Regions from separate parts of the Homo sapiens genome. Here region 1 is linked to region 2. Evidence: chromatin contacts called from ENCODE Hi-C or POLR2A ChIA-PET data. All regions are on one chromosome and are shown on one strand. The core of a region is the stretch at or near the end of the contact, and the rest is flanking DNA. Distances in the headings are between cores, read along the strand shown.

What was found. A loop is a pair of places that touch in the nucleus more often than their neighbours do. ChIA-PET counts read pairs that join two places held with the same protein, here RNA polymerase II (POLR2A). Pooled maps may share reads with other maps.
Region 1: a loop to region 2 is called in a map of gastrocnemius medialis, with 10 times the contacts of the local background. The contact joins two enhancer-like sites. A Hi-C loop is called at or near these places in 1 of 168 maps with a recorded cell type or tissue (gastrocnemius medialis) and 2 of 50 pooled maps. POLR2A ChIA-PET finds 5 or more read pairs at or near these places in 1 of 52 experiments (BJ).

Annotation. Positions count from the first base shown.
Region 1 is chr21:38,905,773-38,908,478 of GRCh38, reverse strand. All of the region lies in intron 2 of ETS2-AS1 (ETS2 antisense RNA 1), which reads left to right. Among named protein-coding and RNA genes, the nearest start is that of ETS2-AS1, 31 kb to the left of the region's middle. RefSeq lists an enhancer at 964-1,503. Within about 2 kb of position 1,263, at least 27 of the 41 ENCODE cell types and tissues checked have a DNase peak (open chromatin) inside an H3K27ac peak, as active enhancers do; they include gastrocnemius medialis, where a contact is called at or near this core.
Region 2 is chr21:37,566,073-37,568,772 of GRCh38, reverse strand. The region is part of intron 1 of KCNJ6-AS1 (KCNJ6 antisense RNA 1); the gene reads right to left. All of the region lies in intron 1 of LOC105372798 (a long non-coding RNA gene), which reads right to left. Among named protein-coding and RNA genes, the nearest start is that of KCNJ6-AS1, 49 kb to the right of the region's middle. Within about 2 kb of position 1,397, at least 5 of the 41 ENCODE cell types and tissues checked have a DNase peak (open chromatin) inside an H3K27ac peak, as active enhancers do; they include gastrocnemius medialis, where a contact is called at or near this core.

The DNA of each region.
Region 1 (2,706 bases), core at 14-2,513, 1.3 Mb before region 2:
TACCATTGTGGGGTTACAGAACGTATGGGGGTTTGGATTCCGGTAAAACAGGTTATGGGAATGGGAAGAAGAGGAATTCGATTGAGGGGCAATAAATGATTGCCAGGGAGAATGATTGGATGGGAGAACAGAAATAACCTTGTAAGTAGCTTTCTTTGGAATTCAGATGATACTTGGAGTCTTCTCGGGTCAGGTCACACCTTGGTCTTCTTTTCTGCCATAGATAAGAAGATAAGTGGGAAGGGGAAGAAAGAATAATTGCTCTCCTTGGAAGGTCTGGATCTTAGGCAGATAAAGAAACTTCAGCTTCTTTGGGAAAGACGGTGTGTATAGGGGAAGGTCAGAGAGACCTTGAGGCTTCCTCAATTCGACATGTTAAAACCCTCTATTTTGGGGTATTGGTTTCTGAGTCTCAACAAGGCTAAATCAATAGTAATTGTTATGATTACTTGTTATTTATTGTTGGTGGTTTGATTTGGAACTCAGGACAACATTCACTTTCAGGTCCTACTTAGTAGCCCGTTTCCCATCAGCATGATCCTCTGCAGGGCCGACAGATGGGGAACTTTTTGATAAAAGGGAGAAGGCTCCTTTCACCCCTTATCAAAACATTGTAGTAGCTTCGGTGCTTAAGTGTCATCATTTTCGTTCTCGCTGATATTTTAAAGAAGCCAATTTGAGTGCCCATCCTCACATTTCTATTGAAGAGTTTTCACTTCTTTCTTTCAATAAATTATTTAGTCCTCCTATGGACTGTTGCTGAACTGTGATTTTTACAAGCAAACCATTCTTACTTGTCATGAGTTAGCAAGGAGATCTTAAATGGGACCAGTGTAGACAGGAGACCTGTGTTACTGAGGCACGAAATAAACGTTCCGGCTGCCATTCATGCAATTTCAGTTTAGAGTCTCAATTTTCTGCATCTTTATCCATATTCTGGTTCAGTTTTTCTGCACAACCCCTGAAGGGAATGTGGTCGCCTGGGAGCACAACTCCCAGATCCCAGTTTTGAGTGTGGGAGCTCCAGAAGTCAGCAGGCAGGCGGGGCTGGCCCAGTGACAGGAGGGGTGCTGGAAAGGGCTTTGGCTTCCAGGCCTGGGCCCCGCCTTTGCTGACGTTGGAGCCCTGGAGCAGGGCTGCTGACGTGTGCACTGCCTGGGCTGGCTGTTTACTAGACTGTTTGTTAAGGGCTGCACTTCCAGTAAAACCTGAGAACACACCGTGACATCCTCATTTACAGCACTGAGTGTGTCACTCGGGCAGCACGTGGGCCAAGAAAGGGAGAGTCTAGGAAAGGTGAGATTAGCTGGCTGTGGGGTAAATCACCTGACACGAAGAGCCCGGGGTTAACCAATCACCGTGGGAGGGCTGCCCTGGAGCACACAGCAGGCTGCACTTGGGAAAAGTCCATTTGAACAAGAATTTCTTCTTGAGAAGGTCTGAGTAGCCAAGGGACCTTGATCTAGGAGTAGGAACTGGTCTCAGGTCACTGATTGCCAGGGTGGCCTGGGCAAATCGTTTCTCCTCTTGGGGGCTCTGGGTCCCCACCTGTGCAGTGAGGGCATGCATGCTCTGATGCCTTCATGAGTGGCAGCACGGCACCATGTTAGGCACGGGGGCTTCTGGGCCTAGTCCTTTGTCTTCCTGGCCATGGGGAAGTGGAAAAGGCCTTACCCCACCAAGATGCGTCTTCCCAAGTAAGCGGGGCATTTATGCACCCAGGACCGCTCAGGGCTACGGTGGGGTTTTGTGTGATGAGGCACATAGATATCTCAGCAGAATGGCAGACGCGGTGGGGCGCGGTGGCTCACGCCTGTAATCCCAGCACTTTGGGAGGCCGAGGCGGGCGGATCATGAGGTCAGGAGATTGAGACCATCCTGGCTAACATGGTGAAACCCTGTCTCTACTAAAAATACAAAAATTAGCCGGGCGTGGTAGCGGGCGCCTGTAGTCCCAGCTACTCGGGAGGCTGAGGCAGGAGAATGGCGTGAACCCGGGAGGTGGAGCTTGCAGGGAGCCGAGATCGCGCCACTGCACTCCAGCCTGGGCGACAGAGCAAGACTTCGTCTCAAAAAAAAAAAAAAAAAAAAAAAAGGGCAGACAGCTAGGGAGGGCCAGCACAGAAGCTCTTAGCGGTACAGGCCACCAGTGAGCATTTGTGGGGGCTTTGTGGATAACCAGAGCTGTGTGCGGGGTAGGGGGCTTCCGTGGCGCCTTCCTTCAAACATTTGGTTACCTGTGGTCTCATAACAAAAGGCCACCGGCTCTCTTCCTCCCTCCTGATGGAAGTTATCCAAATCCATTTTGCTAGGTCTCCAAAACATAATCACTTTATTTGAAAGCGTTTCCCTAAGGGAAAGATCAAGCTGTCCATTTGGGGTGAAAGAGAACAACAATAATAACAATAAATTTCTCTCCACCCAGTACTGTGGACTTGCAGCATTTTCCAGTGTGTTACCGCCTGGAGTTGCCTCTGACATCCCCATAGCGGGGGAAGACAAGAAAACTGAGGCTCACAGAGGTTGCCAAAGGCCACATGGATAATGAGGGTCAGAGAGGTTGTTAAAGGACTGCAGCTGGTTCTAAATCCAGTGTCTTTCCAAAGCAAAACGATATAGCTTATAGCTCGCTCTTCAAAACCTGAAAAAAACACAAAGAGGTTTGTGAGTTGTCTTCCCACGCTCCCGTGTGGTTGATTGAGAAGC
Region 2 (2,700 bases), core at 148-2,647:
ACAGTCATGGGAAATTGTAAGTACTAACTTGCTTGTTTGGCAAACCTTTATGGAGACCTGTATCACATCAGGCACAGCTTTGGTCCCAAGGCTGTGTGGTCCTGGTGTCTCACCACACCCTCGAGGCCCTGCTGGGAGGCACGAGGTGTGAGAGTCGGTTCTAAAATATCTTCTTCTCCTTCCCAGACCTCAAAAGCACTCCTTTTCCCCCTCTCCCACCACTAAACTTGTGGCAAAGTCTCTTCAACAAGCTCAGACTCACACAAGGCTGGACGAAGGGTGGTCTTCAACCAGTTTCTTGAAGCAAGGACATGTGAAGAGTACAGCTATCTGCTCAGAATGGGCATGGGGAGGAGATAGAAAAAAGAGAACAAAACACTAATAAACTAGCCTGTCTCATTAGTATCACGGGAAACTACAAGCCATTAGCAGTGTCTGAACAGCAGAAAAGAAAATGATCGAAAAGAATGCTGTCATCGGCTGAGCGCGGTGGCTCACACCTGTAATCCTAGCACTTTGGGAAGCCAAGGTGGGTGGATTGCCTGAGCTCAGGAGTTCAAGACCAGCCTGGGCAACACGGTGAAACCCCGTCTCTACTAAAATACAAAAAATTAGCTGGGAGTGGCAGCGTACACCTGTAATCCCAGCTACTCAGGAGGCTGAGGCAGGAGAATCACTTGAACCTGTGAGGTGGGGGTTGCAGTGAACCAAGGTCATACCACTGCCCTCCAGCCTGGGTGACACCACTGCCCTCCAGCCTGGGTGACAGAGCAAGACTCTGTCTCAAAAAAAAAAAAAAATGCTGTCATCAAATTATGCTTCTGGCCGTGATGGAGAACCAGAGGAATCCTTCTGCTGCAAAAACAAAAAATTTAAAAAAATTACTAGACGAAATACATGAAAAGCTTGTTTTCATACAATTGGATGTGAGCAGGAGCTTCAGAGTGTAAGCTAAAAATAAAATCCTAAGTCCTCCCCACAAATTAAACGAGCCCTCTCTTGGCCAAAGGGACCCCTGAAAAACCTTAAAAATTGAGTTCCCAGCCATGACAGGATGGGCAGGCAGACATGCCTCGTTAATGCCTCCCATTTTGCGGTTTAGACACAGCTGATGAGCATTAATGCTAAAATAGAGATCATAGGACAACAGATTCTGTGACAATAAGATATCACACTATAAATAAGACATCAAACTATAAATAAGACCTATGGCCACGCCAGGTGTCAGGCTCACAACTATGCCAAATGTCACACTTGGGGTCAGGTTCCAGCCCATGCTGAGGTCCAAAGGGAGTGGGTAGATGAGCAGAAAGAACAGTCATGGGGTGGTAGGCAGGTGAATATGGTTTTATTCAACAGCAGCTTTCATCAACAGCTTTCTCACACTGTCCGCCCTGTCTCGGCTGCTTAGTCTGGTAGCTCCCACACACACAGCTGCGCAGCCAGCTCTCCCTTGCCTTCAAGGTTGGCAGCTTAACTCTGTCTCTCTCTGGGCGCCAGTGAGCCAAGCTGTGTCCTGGTTCCCCTCTGTCCATCTGCAAAGATGGACAGCTCTGGCTCTCTCTCTTTCTCTGGGTGCCAGCACCTGTACAGTGTCGGCAGGGCAATTATACCTTTTACAGACAATAGTGGCTTAATGCCAAGGGACGGCCTTCCCATGTTATGGCTCCGTGGATGCGATAACAAGTGGAGTTATACGCCTGCGCTCTAAACTCCCTGAGTCACGCAGGATGTAAACATCCCACCTTGGCCTATCCTTGACCAAAGCACAACCATGTTCCTTACACCAAGCAAGGGTTGAATCACTCACCTCTATGCTTAAAGAATAAATTCTGTTCTAACAGCCACAGAATTTTTCTTTTTCTCTACCGTCTAAATAAGCACTGGTCTCAGGATAAGCAATATTAAAACAATTTGCAGCTCACGCAGATAAGGCACAGACTAACTGCCCAGCCATAACTACACCTTTGATTGTACAAGACACTGATGTCAGTAACTTTCTCTAGATGAGACACCACCAATCCAATCATGAACTAGTCCTAGCCAGTTTACAGAGGGTGCACACTTGAGTGCTTTTGTGTCCCAAAAGGAACTTTTGACCTATAGGGGCTAATTGTAATACATTCAAATGTTATTTTCCACCCCAAATGAACATGGGTTGTATGTTACATGCATGTTTGTTCAATATGCATGTGTCAGGACCCCCTTCATAAATACTCACATCTCCTCTGATAATCTGTTGAATATGTACATTTGGTCAACATGTTCAACTTAAATTTCTGACTTACCCCTTCTTCCCCCAGAGGGCCTGTCTCTGGTCTTTGAAGGAGGCTCTTCCCAGCCTACAGGATGGCCACCCTGCAGCCTATAACCCCTTATAAGAAATAAAGTCTCCTCTGCAGGCGTGGGGGCTCACGCCTGTAATCCTAGCACTTAGGGAGGCCGAGACAGGAGGACTGCTTGAGGCCAAGAGTTCAAGACCAACCTAGCCAACATAGTAAGACCCTGTTGAGGCAGGAGAATGGGGTCTAGAAGCAGGGAACCTAAGGCCAACTCATGTTGACTTCCTAGAACTAAATCAAAAGGAAAACCCCAACTTTCCACAACAAAGTAACAAAAGGACCAGAGATAAACCCTCCATACTTTCCCATTTTCTACAACCAGACAGACTGATTGCAGGCTAAGTCTTTGTTTACATAG